Linked DNA regions of Homo sapiens: region 2 is linked to region 1. Evidence: read pairs that join two places in POLR2A ChIA-PET (ENCODE). Cell type or tissue: IMR-90. All regions are shown on one strand. Each heading gives the region's core, and the rest is flanking DNA. Links, peaks and the distances in the headings are about the cores only.

What was found. ChIA-PET counts read pairs that join two places held together with the same protein. Peaks named below come from ENCODE experiments on the same cell type or tissue, not always from the same donor. Only the 100,000 strongest peaks of a DNase experiment are listed, where the experiment ranks them.
Region 2: POLR2A ChIA-PET joins it to region 1 with 5 read pairs; 2 of 35 experiments call an interaction of 5 or more read pairs at or near these places.

What each region holds. Positions count from the first base shown.
Region 1 is chr11:126,811,927-126,820,609 of GRCh38, reverse strand. All of the region lies in intron 1 of KIRREL3 (kirre like nephrin family adhesion molecule 3), which reads left to right. Among named protein-coding and RNA genes, the nearest start is that of KIRREL3-AS2, 120 kb to the left of the region's middle. In IMR-90, for the core only: no CTCF peak of the experiment used is centred there; a DNase peak (open chromatin) is centred at 3,329; H3K27ac peaks cover 245 bases.
Region 2 is chr11:127,615,099-127,623,781 of GRCh38, reverse strand. No RefSeq gene overlaps it. Among named protein-coding and RNA genes, the nearest start is that of LINC02712, 350 kb to the right of the region's middle. In IMR-90, for the core only: no CTCF peak of the experiment used is centred there; no DNase peak of the experiment used is centred there.

The DNA.
Region 1 (8,683 bases), core at 2,270-4,769:
GCCTGCTATGAAGTCTGCCCCAGCTGCTTTAAGTTTTTCTGCTCCCTCCTTCAACAAAATTTTTTACCTCTTATCGTGTGTTTGTATTCTTCTCTGTTCTTGGGTCTTATTCATTTCCCCAGGATAGATTATAAACTCCTCTGGGTCAGAATCCACACCTTATATAGTTATTCCACTTGGGATCATCATGGAAGCTGCCATTAGCTCTAGCTGCACAGATCTTCTATGCGTGTATCTTTTCCTGCAGGAAAAGGTTGGCTTGCTTTATCTTCAGACCTTCTTGGTTACTTTTTTTTTAAAGGCTTGCTACAAAGCTTCATTCAGAAAGTTCAGGAGCAGGCCTCGCAACTCTGCAACTCCGGGTTAACCCTGAAACTCAGCTATCTGCCTCCCTCTGCAGCATTCTCTCTAAACTATGTGCTAGCTGAAATCACTCTCACCAAGAAAGTATTCACATGAACAAAATGAATGGGGCAGGGGGATTTTTCTGCTCTGTTCATTGGTGTACCCCCAGGACTTAGAATAGTGCCTAGCATCTGTTAGGTGCTCTAAAAATCTTACATGAATGAATGAGAGAATGAATGAAAGTTGTTGAAAGCACTTCAAATTTCAGATGACTATCTTAATGAGCTGTTCATTAAATAAATAACCTAATTAGCCGTAATCAAGTGGAACCCAGGTGTCCTGGACCCTGATCAAGTGTGGAAAGTCCAACTCTGAATGTTTGGGGTGCGTCGGGAGAGTGGTATTCTTAAACACTCTCCCTGGATAATTCTGATGCTCACCAATCAAGAGCCACTGTCTTACAGATAATTGTTAGTTATTGGTAGTGAGTCTGGCAAAAGGCTATAAGTACATTGGCAGATTATCTGCAGGTACAATCCTCTTGACAGGCCTAGGCATTGGCCTCAGTGATGCCTGTGGCCTCTGCTCACCGATGTGTATGTGAGCGTTCCTGCCTCCTCTAGTGTCTTGCAAAGTCTGGCCTGAGCCCCGCCCAAAGCACCTAATGCCATCGTACCTGCGAAGCAGATGGCCAACGTGCTCTTAATTGGGGTGGCTGTATCCATCTAATTGGGAAGCTGCCTGGAAGAACCATCTATCACTCCTGCCGGTGACAAATGGCAGGAAGGAGCAGCCTCCCACACAATGGCCCTGCCCACTCCTGCTCCTCCACACCTTATTATGCCTGAGAAATTAATATTCATGTTGTTTTGTCTTGACAAGCAGGGCAGAGTGATGTCAGGTAGTTGCTTCCCTTGTCCTCCTTCTGCACATTCCCCTGAGCGGCTCTGGTAGGGCTGAACCTCTGCTGGGAAAGCCTTAGTGCCTCTCAGCTGGGGACAGAACGGTACCTCCTGCGAGATGCTCTCAGGGGCTTGGCTGAGCCTGGCTGACCGGACCGTCGCCTCAGGCTGCCCAGCATGCTAGGGACCCAGATTATTTGCCACCCTCTGATGTCATATCTACAAGTCTTGCATCTCTACCCTCTTCACTGGGCTGGTTGGGGTCCAGATACCTAAAGCTACTCACATATCTCCAACATGCACATGGCTGCCACCTTCCTCCCCAACTGCCTCTACCCCTAGCGGCCTCGCCCACCAACCAGGTTCATTTCAGTTCAAATAAATGTATTGAGTGTTCCCCATGGGTTAGGCATTGGACCAGGACAGGAGTGTAGGGGATACGTCCCCTGCTATTGCCATCTAGTACATGTCTCATGTCTAAGGAAGTCAAACAGCTGTAAAAATTTCTACAGAATTTGAAAACCAGAGACCAAGCTGCAGGTAGAGTAGAGGCTGACCTGAAATCAACAATTACAATAACTTTCCAGAGTCTACACAATGGGGAGAAGACAGAGTGTTTGCAGGAGAATATCTGTCAATCAATAAGGATGTGTCTTTCTGTAGTATTTTCTAAACTTTCAGATAAGTCTAATGTTCCCTCTTCCCAACACACACACACACACACACACACACACACACTACTACTACTACTACTACTACACAATTTCTGCTTTAAACAGCATACATAGTAAAGAGGAATGGTTAATATTTTATTGAAACTCTATAGTATTCTAGGTATAGACATGTTTTTATTTAATATATGCAACAACTCCGTAAAAGAGATGTTATCATAAGTAGTGAGGAAATAGGCTCAGAGAGGTTACGGAAGGTGCCTAAAGCCACACAACTAGTAAATGGCAGAGGCAGGATTCAAGTTCCTTCTGCATTATGTGAAAGCCTATTGAGCCTCTTCTATTCTGCCACACTGCCTCCCTAAAATCACTTACTTTCTTCACTCTTCCCATTCCTAAGTCACTGTTTGCCTTATTGATGGGCCAGAAGCAATTGCAAACAGCTGTCCTATAATCTGTGCCTTTCCTTTCCCCAGCTGTGAAAACACTTCGTCTGGCACGCAGCTGGCTTCTGTCCTGGCTGTGCAGTGTCCATGGCCCTAGACACTTAGACTCACCTTACAACCTGATCTTTGACAGATGCTCTTGCCCCCCTGATACAGCCACCATGCCAGTTGTCTGCTAAGTCGAGGCATCCTCGAAACGTTCCTAATACTCTAATCAAGATTGATCTGTCCTTCTGTGGAGCATGGCCACTTCCTTAATCAGCTTGGGCTCATTTGAGCCTCTCCTCCTGCTGAAGCCTCTGATTCAAGAGCTGAGTGGCTCAGCCAGAGCCAAGAGGACGGGGTGCCAAGATCTAGAGCTTCCCACCCGTGGGTTGTAGTGGGTCCACATAATGACCCCCTCAGCCTTCAGATCAGGGTGGGGTTGGGACAGCCAGAGTGCCAGAGTCACCTCTAGATATGGGTCCATCACATGTTTATTCCAGCTGCCCTACAAATGCTATCATTAGCTAGCGTGACAGGATGTGAACAAGTTAGGGAAGCTCGGTGGAGCTCCCTGACCCCTCTGGGATCTGGCATTGGTCTCATTGCTCTTCTGCATGTCATTTTACAAGTGTCATTTTGCAGCCACATAGGCTGGAAGGATGAGAAAGCAAGGCATCCCCTTCTGGGCATGGGACAGGGAGTACCGAGCAGGGGTTCCAACCATAGGACACCAGAGGACTGGGGATGCTAATGCCTGATTGGTGGGAGAAATGGGAAGGTAGAAGCCTGAGGATATTGCTAAACCATCCCCTTCTGTCCCCCACAATGAGGAAGCTGAAGCCCTCAGTCACTCGCATCCCATGGCCAGCATGCCAGCTAAGTCACCATCAGCTTCTGTTGACTGGCTGTCATCATCACCACCATTTTCTGTGGTACACTGCATCCTCTTTCCTTGGAAACTCATTCTGACTCAGGCAAATCCTCATTTCCTTCCTTTTCAGTTGACAGATGCAAAAGTAAACATCCTCAACAGGGTGAGCTGTTTATCCCCTCTGCCTCCTCTGGTCTTAGATGAGCTGTTTTATACACTTGGCTTTTTTGCTGTTTATCCATGGTCCAGCTGCTTAATTTTTCTATCTTTCCTATTAATTTTAATAGTGTTGGCTTTCCTCATTTGTTATTTTTCTCCCTGCAAGCCTACAAGTACATGCTCTTTACCTTAGCTCTATTTTTAATGCAACAGGTTCTTCCTTCCCTAAAGTAACGTGTTTCCTTTAAACACCCATGATATCTACATTTGTTTAACAAGGCTCTGCTCAGCTGTTCCTCTGAGGTGCTGAGTCTATGATTAGAAGCAGTGCTGTGCTAATGCCATTTCCGGGTGCCTTTTCAATAAGTCACTTATTTCTCTTCCCTGCGTTTGTTTCCTGAACGATTATTGATTGTGGTCAGCCTCCTGCGGCTTTCAGAGTGGCTTTGGTCTGTAACAACATGGAGACCAGGCTTTGGCGCAAAGAAGAGCCTTAGATTTTGCTTTCATGTAGCCACTGACCTCCCTGCTGGGGTGCAGATGGGGTTGGTGAAAAGGAGGAGATTAAATAGTATCCTTGGAACTTTGTGAGCACGTGGGAGATTCCTGGGTTACAGATTTGTACTCAGGTCTGGCCTCAAAATTCAGCCTGAGAGATTATAAAATGGAAACATAGCCAGGACTTTATTTCTCCACAGCGGGTCTCTAACTTTAAAATTCTAAGCAGTTGTAACATAATTCAGAATTGAGGCAGTGAATCCAAGCACAGAGAGATCAAACCTGCCATCAGCCCACTCCTAAATAATATTGCCCATTATCATACTATTGGCTTGTCAAACCATGGAATCTTCACTCAACTTCAGGAAACGTAAACTCGGAAAGAAGTCTTCCCCTTAAAGGAGAAAAACAGTTCACCTATTGTCTATGCAATTGTAGGATAATTGAGCTGACATGCATTTGAATTATAAAGAATACATACTGTCCTTGTTATTTACCTACTTTCTAATTTTAACATGTAGCACTAGTGATAATTACTGGCATTCCATATTTATACAAAACTAACTCTTTCTTAAGACTCCAATACGGCAATTATCTTTATACAGTATATGCTGTTTTTCTATAAATGTTGAAAATTCAATAATTATCACTAGAACTAGCAATGGCATTTTGAATACAAATAAATAACAAGGAAAGAGGTTATTTATTCATTAATATTCAAAAGACACACTAATTCCTCTTCATCTGTAGTGGATGAACTCAGCTCTGGATCTGTAAGAACTTTACGTAAGCCAGTTAAAACTGTCGTCGTGTGGTTTTTGCTTATTAAGAGTCAACAAGAGCTGCCTCAAAGGGAAAAGAGAACAAGGAATATACCTCATGATAAAAATAATAGCTCGGCCGGGCACAGCAGCTCATGCCTGTAATCCCAGCACTTTGGGAGGCCGAGGTGGGCAGATCACGAGGTCAGGAGATCGAGACCGTCCTGACTAACACAGTGAAACCCCGTCTCTACTAAAAACATACAAAAAATTAGCCGGGCGTGGTGGCGGCTGCCTGTAGTCCCAGCTACTCGGGAGGCTGAGGCAGGAGAATGGCGTGAACGTGGGAGGCGGAGCTTGCAGTGAGCCGAGATCGCGCCACTGCACTCCAGCCTGGGCGACAGAGGGAGACTCCGCCTCAAAAAAATAAATAAATAAAATTATAATAGCTCACATTTATGAAATGCTACTACATGCCAGATACTGTGTGCTTTCAAAATTTGTCCCATTCATCCCCTCCACAACCTCACAAAATAGCGGCTATCCTTCCCCGTGTTACAGAGAAATAAGATGAGGGTTTAGAGAAGTCAGTTGTGTGCCTCAGGTCACACAGTGGGAGAAGTGAGAGCTAAGAACAGAATCAGGGTGTGACTCATTCACTAGGCTTGCCCCTTCCTTCCACGTGGAATCTTGAGTAGAGCCAAGTCATCTCTTGATGCCCCCATCCTTAACTCAATCCAGAAATATCGTGTGCTAAAGGTTGTTATGGAAATGAACTTGTAAAAGCTAATTGCTCCTCATGGTCCTGGAGAATAAAGACAAAACTGCAAGCCAGGTGTCTTTTGTCATCTGTTTTTAAATAAGCCAACACCGTAAGAGACTTTCTTTTTTTTAAAGCTTTACACCCAAAAGAATGGATCAACAGGTTTAGGTGTTCTGCATGTCAATGATGAATCCTCTAAATTTAGGGTACAACTGCAAGAAGGTGACCTAAAGGAATCCACCTTTTTATTTCTTTTACTTTCTTCTTTTCTCTCAACTTTTAAGTTCTGGGGTACATGGGCAGGATGTGCAGGTTTGTTACATAGATACGTGTGCCATGGTGGTTCGCTGCACCGATGAACCCACCACCATCACCCAGGTATTAAGCCCAGCATCCATTAGCTATTCTTCCTAGTGCTCTCCCTCCCCCAACCCACACCCCCATCAGGTCCCAGTGTGTGTTGTTCCCCTCCCTGTGTCCACGTGTTCTCACTGTTCAGCTCCTACTTAGAAGTGAGAACATGCAGTGTTTGGTTTTCTGTTCCTGTGTTAGTTTACTGAGGATAATGGCTTCCAGCTCCATCCATGTCCCTGCAAAGGACATGATCTCATTCCTTTTTATGGCTGCATAGTATTCCATGGTGTATATGTATCACATTTTCTTTATCCAGTCTATCATTGATGGGCATTTAGGTAGATTCCATGTCTTTGCTATTGTGAATAATGCTGCAATGAACATATGTAGTGCATGTATCTTTATAATACAATGATTTATATTCCTTTGGGTATATATCCAGTAATGGGATTGCTGGGTCAAATGGTGTTTCTGACTGTAGGTCTTTGAGACCACAATGGTTGAACTAATTTACACAATGGTTGAACTAATTTACACTCCCACCAACAGTGTAAAAGCATTCCTTTTTCTCCATAACCTCGCCAGCATCTGTTGCTTTTTGACTTTTTAATTTTAAAAAAAAAGCCATTCTGCCTGGCATGAGATGGTATGTCATTGTGGTTTTTATTTGCATTTATCTAATGATCAGTGATGTTAAGCTTTTTTTCATATATTTGTTGGCCACATGTATGTCTTCTTTTGAGAAGTGTCTGTTCATGTCCTTTGCCAACTTTTTAACCGGGTTTTTTTTTCTTGTAAATTTAAGTTCCTTGTAGACTCTGGATATTAGACCTTTGTCAGTTGAATAGACTGCAAAAATTTTCTCCCATTCTGCAGGTTGTCTGTTTACTCTGATGATAGTTTCTTTCGCTGTACAGAAGCTCTTGAGTTTAATTAGACCCCATTTGTCAATTTTTGCTTTTGTTGCAATTGCTTTTGGCGTTTTCATCATGAAACCCTTGCATGTGCCTATGTTCTGAATGGTATTGCCTAGATTTTCTTCTAGGGTTTTTCTAGTTTCGGGGATCCCACCTTTTTTTTTTTTGCCTTTGTTTCATCACTTTGTAGATTCTGAATAAGAAGCTTTAAGGGCACTATTCACTTATTCATATTTGAGACCTCTTTGCTTGAAATTCACCACATATGTGAACCTCAATACCAATTATCTGTGCTCCTGGGTCCTAATGACTAAATGGTTAATGTTAGTCAAAATGGTTATGAAGATATCAAGCTCTAAATAAACAGGGGAATTCATTCTTCAGTAATTCTTTGGGCAGAATTCCCACTCAATGAAGTGGATGTCAGGTGGACAAAATCTCAAGGTAATATTTTGGTCCAGAATATTTATAACTTTTTAACCAAAAATATCATCTTGGCAGTGCAAATGTGTGATAAGGAGCTTAGTGAGGGACTACCCCAGGAGCAGCAAACTACGAGGATCCAAGGTCCCACCAATTCATTTGTTTCATACACAGGTGGGAGAGGTGCTTTGGACTAGTGAACATGTTTTTAATGATTTTGAAGTGAATCCCAAAGCCTTATTAATGCCCCAGTCACAAAGGAAAACAAGACTGCAAATGCCTTCATCTTCATGCCTCCCAAGTATCTGAAGGCACAGTCCTTGAATCAAGTTATTTTCAGCTCAAACGAGTTGCTGAATTATTTTCACTAAATTTTTTCTACCTCCCTAAAGCCTTGCAGTTACTACAAGGAGACACGAGCCCTATTTCAATGATGGAAGTCAGTTTCTGAGTCTAAACTGGAGAAAACAAGACTTGACACATAGTGAGCTGTGGCTAATGAAATGGAGAAACAGGCATCATTGCCTTGATCTGCACATTATGTTCTGCAGTGTGGTCTCACCTGGGCCGTGAACTGCAGCCCAACAACCTCCAATGAGAGCCCAGCTTCCCGGTCACAGCAGAGGTGCGCAGATTCCCGTAGGCCACTTCCTTTAGATGGAGCCATGTTCTTGGGCAAGTAACTGGGAAATAGAGAAACAGAGCCAGACCCAGAAATTGGATCATTGTAGAAGTTGATTGAAATGCATTGCTTGATTGCCTGAGCCTTGGTCTCAGTGAAAGAGTGACAGAGCCACTCATCCCAACAAAAGGACCCTGACGCCCAGTGTGGTGCTGTATGGACAAAGGCCCAAAGTCAGGGCGGACTAAGAAAATCTAGTTACTAACCATTGCCTTGCATCTGAAATCTACAGCTTGCAATCTAGTTGTCAAATTGTTGTTAGCATTTGTGAAGTGCCTACTGTGTGCCAGACACCGTGCGGAGTACTGGAGTGGCAGAACTGACTCGTGTGCATCTGTCTTGCCTTTCATGGGAAAGATGCTCAGGGTTCACCATTCTGTTCAGTGGACAATATTAATTGTGGAGTGGTGTCAGAGTTCAAGAAGTGCTGTCACTGAATCTGAATAAATCCTGAGAGGAGTTCCGTCTGCCTAAACCACCAACGGTTAGCCTGGAGAGCATACTTCGTTTTCCCCCAGTCCTTCTCATTATTATCACCAGCCACATCTACAAAACAATAGTAATGAGTGCCTGCCATATACACAGCGCTATCCTAAGGACCCCAAAGTTCCAAAGTAAGGAAATTAATGATCCTTTGGCCTTCTTCTTCTTATGATCACAATAGAAAGAATGGGTTAAATAGTAGCAAATGGCAAGCAGTTTCCTTAATGAACAGAATCTATTATATCTGGTCATCAGGATAAATTGTTCTTATGCATATTGAGTTTGAAGATTCTCTAATCCCGAAAAGTGCCTTAACCTGCTCATATTTGCCACCAACAATAGAAGGTCTGCAGTATGTCAATACCAGTGCTGGGGGACGGGGAGGGCTGAATTCAGAGATTGTCTCTTGACTGTAAATTAATG
Region 2 (8,683 bases), core at 3,663-6,162, 800 kb before region 1:
GTAGGTACTAAAGTTTAAGACCATGGCTGCAAGGCAGCAACAGGCAGGCGCAGAGACGCATTTTGAAAAAGCATATTTTCTAGTCTTTTCAAGCCTAGAAGCTGTATTCCTTGGCCCCAGGGGTGACTAAGACTAAAGCGGTAGAGCTCTGTGGGACTTCAGTCCCTAGTTAGTCTCACTTATGCCACCTGCAAACGAGTAAGGGAATCAACAGATGGCTGAGGTCTATATTTGTAGAATAGAATTACAGGGGGAAAAAATAACCCTTATAACCAGCTCCTGAACTTAAGAAGAAAATTTCTTTCTTTATATTTTTCTACATATGACTTTGAGAGAGGACTGAGGTTGGAGGCAGTACATTTTGAAGAGCAGGTGATCTAATTTTCTCAAGAGGTGAAATGAGCAATGTTACCTCTATGGCTTCCTGAGACGGTTTGGCAACATTTGTAAAACTGTGATCAGCCAGTGGCCACTGATGAGGCAAAGGGGGTCATGTTTGGGATAACACTAACATTAATAATGGAGGAAATCATTACCTACTGACCATACAGACTTGTTCTGAGAAGTCTGCAAATGTACAGGTCATACTAGTGACATGAAGACTCATATCATCTTATTAAGTAATTTGTCATCTAAGAATGATAATATCTTAATTCATTTCAGAGTATTCAAACATAGCTACCCTCAAATTATTGCTTTTTAGCCATTGTAAACTACTATTCTTAGTCTTCTAAGTATATATATATTTTGCTTAGTCCAATATGGACTACTTCTGTAAGGCAAGATGCAAGTAAATCATTTCTAGATGAAAAAAGTCATTTCAGTTTATAGACAGCAGGAACTTTTTCTCATTTGGTGGAAGATCATATTTTACTAATTAAGAACAACTGGTTTAAAGTAGATAAGGCTCAAAAAATGCCACAGACACCAATGAGGAAGGAAATCACACACTATATATAGGCATTACCTTTAGAACAATCCAACATGAGAATTAAAGCAAATTTTCTTTAGCTTTCTTAAAAACTTCCTTCTGGGTCTCTGGGAACTGAACTGAATACAAAAGAGCCATTAAGAGAATTGAATTTTCAGCTCATTGAAACCACAGCTTCATAAAGACACGATAACTCTCTTATAAATCCTTAATTTTCCGCTAAACAAGTGAAGTTGGAATCAGTTGACTTCCAAGCCTTTGCAGTTATTTTTCTCAGGGAATAGGGCCAAGCCAGTGAGAAAGCCACCATGTTGAATCGGGCCATGTCACATTCAAGAGGCCTGGGGAAAGCCAAACACATTTGGTAGAACAAACACCATCATAAGTTGTTATAGTGTACATGTTTCTCTTAGACTGTATGGCACTTAAAGGGCTAATGTGTGACTGGGAACAACTTAAAAGAAAAGTTCATTACAACTCGTTAAAAATAAATAAAAATCTAAATCAATTTCCATTAGTTAATGTGTAGATATTGCACATGTCTTGAGAATTTTATTATAAATTCATGCTGAGCCTGTGAGTAATGGTGGTTAGTCCATGTCTACTTCCCTAATAAAAAGGAACAGGAGGCTGTATCCAGTACTTTCGTATTAAATGAAATATTTAAAACATGTCCTCTTGTTTCTCATGGCCATGTCCTGATTATGTCAAGCCAAATTAGATGAGTATATAAATCGGAGTAAACAAAAGTGACAGATAAATGAAATGCATGGGGACATTCCCATGAAAACCACCTATGAACTCTATACTAGGTGGCAATTTCACAGGCCATCATCTGGGTATCCTAAAGAAGCAGCCAATCTTCCAGAGGTACTATGTTTGTGCCAACACCCTGCCATTCTCTCTCCATCTCTGCCATGTGTTTGATTTTTTTCACCCAAGATTTATGGCGTCTTCTATGAAGATAAACAGACGAGTAAGAGAGCTCTACAATCCTCTTCCATTTGTCTTTTTGCATTAATAAAACTATTCTAGTTTTATCCTTTTTAAACATAAAGCTACTTCATGGAATGCATGGAATACTATTTGTAAGTCTGGCAATAAATATTCTTACATTTTGGTCTGTGTTTTGCCTTTCCTCCATGTACAATTGCAAACAATCGTCAAATGCTTAGAAGCCCAATACAGTGTTTCTGGAAGCGTTTTATATTATGAACACTGTGTTAGGACTTAGAAGTAAAACTCTGAGCAGTATAGAGGAGGCCTCTGGCCTAAAGAACTTATAATCTAATGAAAGAGAAAGGAGAAAGGCATAATAGAATATGATCATTTTCACGATAAGGAATTCAAGGTACTATGGAAGCATACAAAAATGTACATAAACTGTTTTGGTGAACCAGAAATGGTTTCCTAGAGGAATTGATGATTAAGACCAGAAGGTTAGCTACAAGTTACCTAGATAAAGGCATGAGTTACCTAGATAAAGGGATGCTTGTTCCAATCAGCAGGAACAGTATGAGAGAAAGCAGAGAGGCAAGAAGTAGTGTGATGCTGAAAAAAAAAAAAAGTTCAAAACATCCAAAAAAATCACTATAGCACTCTTAAGAAATTGGCCTGATGACTCCAAGGAAGGTGCAGAGACAGGTGAGGAAAGGCCTTGTAGACAAGGTCACAACTGCAGATTTCACCTGAAGCAAGAGGAGTGATGCTATAAATTTGCATGTTGGAAAAGTTGCTGTGGCTACAGCGTGGAGAATGCATTGTAGGGAACCCAGCCTAGAAGCAGGGAGATGGGTTCCCAGAGTGGATTTAGCCATAGTATAGAAACAGCTCAATTTTATTGAGAGCTTATCATGTGTTGGACACTATTTTAAGTATTGTATGTGAGTTATCTCCCTTAATTCTAACAACCCCATGAGGTAAATATGACTATTCTTCCTGTTTTGTGGATGAGGTTAGGACACAGAAAGACTGAGTCATTTGCCCAAGTTTACGTAACTAGGAAAGGATATATTCAAAGTTTTTGTTTTATAATTCCAACTTTCATTTTCGATTCAGGGGGTACACATGCAGAATGTTACATGGATATATCACATGACGCTGAGGTTTCGGGTACCATTGATCTTGTCCACCAGCTGGTGAGCATAGTACCCAACAGTTTTCCAACCCTTGCCCCCCTCCCTGTCTCTCCCCTCTGGTAGCCCCCAGTGTCTGTTGTTGCTGTCTTTATGTCCATGTGTACCCAATGTTTACCTCCTACTTATAAGTGAGAACACGTGGTATTTGGTTTTCCGTTTCTGTGTTGATTCACTTAGGATAATGACCTCCAGGTACATCCATGTTGCTGTTGCTGCAAAATACACGATTTCACTCTTTTTGTAGCTGGGTAGTATTCCACGGTGTATATGTACCACATTTTCTTGATTTAACCCACGGTCCATGGGCACCTAGGTTGATTCCATGTCTTTGCTGTTGTGAATAGTGCTGTGATGAGCATGCAAGTGTATGTGATTTTTGGTAGAATGATTTCTTTTCCTTTGGGTATATACCAAGTAATGGAATTGCTGGGTCATGTGATAGTTTTGTTTTAAGTTCTCTGAGAAATCTCTAAACTGCTTTCCACAGTGGCTGAACTAATTTGCATTCCCACCAACAGTGTATAAGTGTTCCCTTCTCTCTGCAGCCTCACCAGGATCTGTTGTTTCCTGACTTTTTAATAACAGCCATTCTGACTGGTGTGTGATGGTATCTCATTGTGGTTTTGATTTGCATTTCTCTGATGCATATCCAAAGTTTTAACCGAGAAAGTCTTTTTTTTTTAAGATGGAGTTTAGCTCTTGTTGCTCAGGCTGGAGTGCAGAGGCTCGATCTCGGCTCACCGCAATCTCCACCTCCCGGATTCAAGTGATTCTCCTGCCTCAGCCTCCTGAGTAGCTGGGATTACAGGTGCCTGCCACCATGCCCGGCTAATTTTTTGTATTTTTAGTAGAGACAGGGTTTCATCATGTTGGCCAGGCTGGTCTCGAACTCCTGACCTCAGGTGAGTCACCCACCTTGTTCTCCCAAAGTGCGGGGATTACAGGCATGAGCCACCATGCCCAGCCATAACCCAGAAAGTCTTAGACCAGAGCCATATTCTTTTTTTTTTTTTTTTTTTGAGACAGGGTCTTACTCTGTCACCAGGTTGTAGTACAGTAGTGTGTCTTGGCTCACTACAGCTTCTGCCTCCCAAGTAGCTAGGGCTACTCCAGCCCTTCTGAATAGCTAGGACTATGGGTGTGTGCCACCACACCTGGCTTTTTTTTTTTTTTTTTTTTTTTTTAGATACAAGTTTTGGCCATGTTTCCCAGGCTGATCTCAAAATCCTGAACTCAAGTGATCCATCTGCCTTGACCTCCCAAAGTGTTGGGATTATAGATACGAGTCACTGTGCCCAGCCCAGAGCCCATATTCTTAATAACCACCGACCTATATATAATACTCTGACCTTGGTGACATTAATGGAGGCAGAGGACAGATCCTAAGAACTCAAGAATAAGGCAGTTCCAGGTCAGAACCAAGTTTTTCATGGTTAAGGCTGAGCTGAGCATCTGGAATCATGCAGTTCCTAGTGGAAATGCACCCAAGCCAAAGAGGTGGAGATAAGGGTGCAGGTCAAATTAAGAGGTCATCACACACATCAGCAGAGGAGATCAGACACAGGCGGAGTAGAGAGAGAGGACTTCAAAACACACACAAAACCAAACAAAGCAGAGAAAAGCAGGTTGTCAAAAGATGAAGGAAATATTCAGGGACTAAGAAATTCTCAGGCACTAAAGGAATAGAGCCAGGCAAGCAAGAGAACAGATGTGAAATAACAAATCAGGGCAGAATTTGCTATTGGAGACAGATTTTTGCCTCAGGCCTGGTGCTTTTTTATAGTTCTTGTTGAGTTCCAAACCAGAGTCTTTATGGCTTCTGAGCCTTGCCCTGCTGGGGTGCAGAGAAGGGAGTAGATAATTGGGAACATGTGGTCAAATTGACGCCTGTCAGAAGATGGGGAGTAGCACTTTATAACAGGTTCATCCTGAGAAGAACATGAAGGATATACCATAAATACTTGTTATTAACAGACTTGTGAGTTCCTCTATATTGTGGAAACTCAATAAAGATTTGTTGTATGGATGAATAAATAAGTTTATTTTTATTGCACTATCATTGACTAAATGAAAGAGGAGGCCTCTGTACACTTAAATTCCCTTCCTAATATAAAAAGATAATGGACAGCCTTCTTCATAATAAGTCTATCACTAAAGATAAACCTTAGATTCCTGATCCCTTAACCAATATTATAACATTAAAAGTTATATTTAAGGCCGGGCGCGGTAGCTCACGCCTGTAATCCCAGCACTTTGGGAGGCCGAGGTGGTGGATCATGAGGTCAGGAGATCGAGACCATCCTGGCTAACATGGTGAAACCCTGTCACTACTAAAAATACAAAAAATTAGCTAGGCGTGGTGGTGGGCGCCTGTAGTCCCAGCTACTTGGGAGGCTGAGGCAGGAGAATGGCATGAACCTGGAAGGCGGAGGTTGCAGTGAGCCGAGATTGCGCCACTGCACTCCAGCCTGGGAAACAGAGCGAGACTCTATCTCAAAAAAAAAAAAAAAAGTAATATTTCCAATATTGTATAGTTAGTAAAAAGAAAGATTATGAATATTAAAAAAAGGGAAGATCTGGCTTTGGAAGCCTGTTCTACACTGACCAGCCACAGCTCCTCATCTGGAGAACTGAAACTCCATGCTAGGTGTAAACAGAGTTGAGACTATAAAAATAAACCCTTAAGTATATAGACAATTGATTGTGTTACAAATGTGCCAAGGCAATGAATTCATTGGTGAAAGTAGTCTTTTCATCAAATAGTGCTGGAATAATTGAATATCCACATGAAAAAGATTAACTTAGCTCCTCACCTCATATATGAAAGTTAACTCAACGTGATTAGTGAAGAGATGAAACAATTTTTTATAAGAGACCATAAGAGAAAATCCTTGAGACATTGCGCTAGGCAAAGATTTCCTACATAGGATACCAAAAAAAAAAAAAAAAAAAAAAGGTAAATTGGGCCTCATCAAAATTTGAAACATTTGCACTTCAGAAGACACAATTAAGGAAATAAAAAGACAAGCAATGGATTAGGGGAAAATATTTGCAAAGCAGAAATCTGATAAAGAACTTGCATTCAGAATTTACAAAAACCACTTACAACTCAATTATTGAAAGACAAACAACCCATTTCTTAAAAGTGGGCAAAGGATACAAATAGGTATCATCCCAAAGAGGACATGAATAGCCAATAAGTACATTAGAAAGATGCTCAATATTTTATTTACTAGGGAAATGCAAATTAAAACCACAACAAAATACCACTTCATATTCACTAGAATAGCTTACTAAAGAAGACAGACATTTTGATAAAGTTATGGAGAAATAAGAACCCTCATACATTGTTGGTGGGAATGTGACATGGTGCAACCACTTTGGAAAAGAGTTTGGGAGTTTCTCAAAAAGTTAAACCTAAAATACATCATGATTCAGTAATTCCACTCTTAGTTGTATATTCAAAAGTAATAAAAACTTGTCCACAGGAAGACCTGCACATAGATGTTCATAAAGGTTCATAACAGCATTATTCATAATAGCCAGAAATGGAAATGACCTAAATGCTCATTAACTGTTGAATGGACAGACAGAACACATTCTATCCATACACGAACTACTACTGAGCAATGAAAAAAAAGGAACTGCTGACACATGCTATGTCACGGATGAATTTAAATCCTTGGGCTGAGTGAATGAAAGAAGACACAAGACACTGCATCTTGTATGGTTCCTTCATATAAAATGTCTCCCAAAGGTACATTTATAGGGGTGGAAAGTAGATTAGTGGTTGCCTGGGGTTAGGGGAAGGGGTATGGATTAGATGATTTATAAATGGGCAAAAGGGACCTTACTGGGGGGATTAAGTGTTCTAGGACTGATTTACTATGATAGTCATAATTCTACCACTTGATAAGGTTAGTAAAAATTACTGCATTTCACATTTGAAATGGGTAAATTTTATGAAATGTGAAATATACTTCAATAAAGTTATTTTAAGCCAATAGTAAGAATTAAATAAGTTAATTACCCAAGAAATGTTCATTTCTTTACTATCTCTTTCACTTTATTATAGTTGACAAGGAGTGCCAGAAGCAGAGCACCATGCCTTCTCTTTTTCACCCTCTTCTCATATAAACCATTTTTTCCCATTAAAAAATATAAATAACTAAAGAAAAGTTTAAGTGATCAGTTTCTACTCTTAGAAAACTTCTGTTTTCTCTTCACATTCAAGACAGAGGGCTCTGAATAAGAAAATCTGAACAACGCCTCCCTCTCCAGAGCAGCCTGCCTTCCCACCTTCCCTGTCGGGCTCTTGACGGCACAGATGCTTCGCACAAGCCCAGCTGGTGGAGTCCAATGTCGCTGGCTTTGCTGAGTGCCTGGGTGAGGACGTTGGCCTCAGCATGTTAGCAATCCCTATTTGCTGGTTCTAATAGATACATTTTGCCTCCAGCAAAAAGTCTGCGAATAGTTAATAAGAATAATGAGCAGTAGCAGAGAATTAATGGCCTCTTTATGAGAGATGGAGTTCGGTGTTCAGTGTTCTTGAATAGGAAAATTGTTTTATAGGCAAAATTAACTGGAAAGACCTTATTTAGCCAATTTTAAGGTAATGGGTTTTGGCTTCAAAATGTCAGTAAATGCAGGAAGGAAGAGTCCAGGTAAGGTTTGAGCCACTCACATAGCATTTCCTCAATTACTGAAAAGAGCAGGTTTGCCCCTCTGCAGCAGGTGGAAGCATGAGTAGTTGCAACCCCTTGCAAAAGGAAAACAAAGACAGCAATTTCTGTAGGTGCATTTGAGCTTTATCTTGGTTTACCTTTTGCCTTGCACATTTATTTGTTTTTTCCAGGGATGCTGAAACCATCAGGGCATTCATGTTACCTTCAGTGGCTGGCCATGCTATACTCATCTGGGTGAGTGATCCTTACCTACTTCACTGTTTATGACCTATGTTCAGCATAATACATCCTGAAAATGCTCAGCCAGATCCCCAGTTGGCCAGTTCCCAGGTGAGCCCTGGAGCCCCCCTGTGGATGGTAGCTCTAGACACCTGGATTTGAGAGATGCCGTCAATAGGAACATAATGGTCCAATTGATAGGGGTGCTGGGTTACGCCCTAAGCAAGCAGGCTTTTCCAGTCATGTATTGATTTAATCTATTTAAAAAACAAACAACAACAACAACAAAAAAGAACTAAAACACAACAACAACATTATACCAAACATTGTTGAAATGCTGGTAAGTCATTTCAGGCCACTAGTCAGATTGTTAAAACTGGCCTAGCAAGGATGAGGCCAGTAAACATGGAAAGAAGGTCACCAAAGAAAACCACACCCACTCAGTTCCTCAAAATTGTCATCATCTGGGCAGTGTTCATGTCCATTTACAGGACAATTCCTGTTGAAGAAGGCAGGTGTCAACAACTGCATCTAGTTCCAAAGCTTTTTTGTTGTTGTTGTTTCTGTGCGTGCACCATCAATTTGCTCTTTTACTTCATTAGTAATAATATGATAATGTGCCGGGCACTGTGCTGAGTTTGGCAGGGAAAAGAAGACACCTTCACAACCCTCTCAAAAGTTCTCACAGACTGTCAGGTCTAAATCTGAGG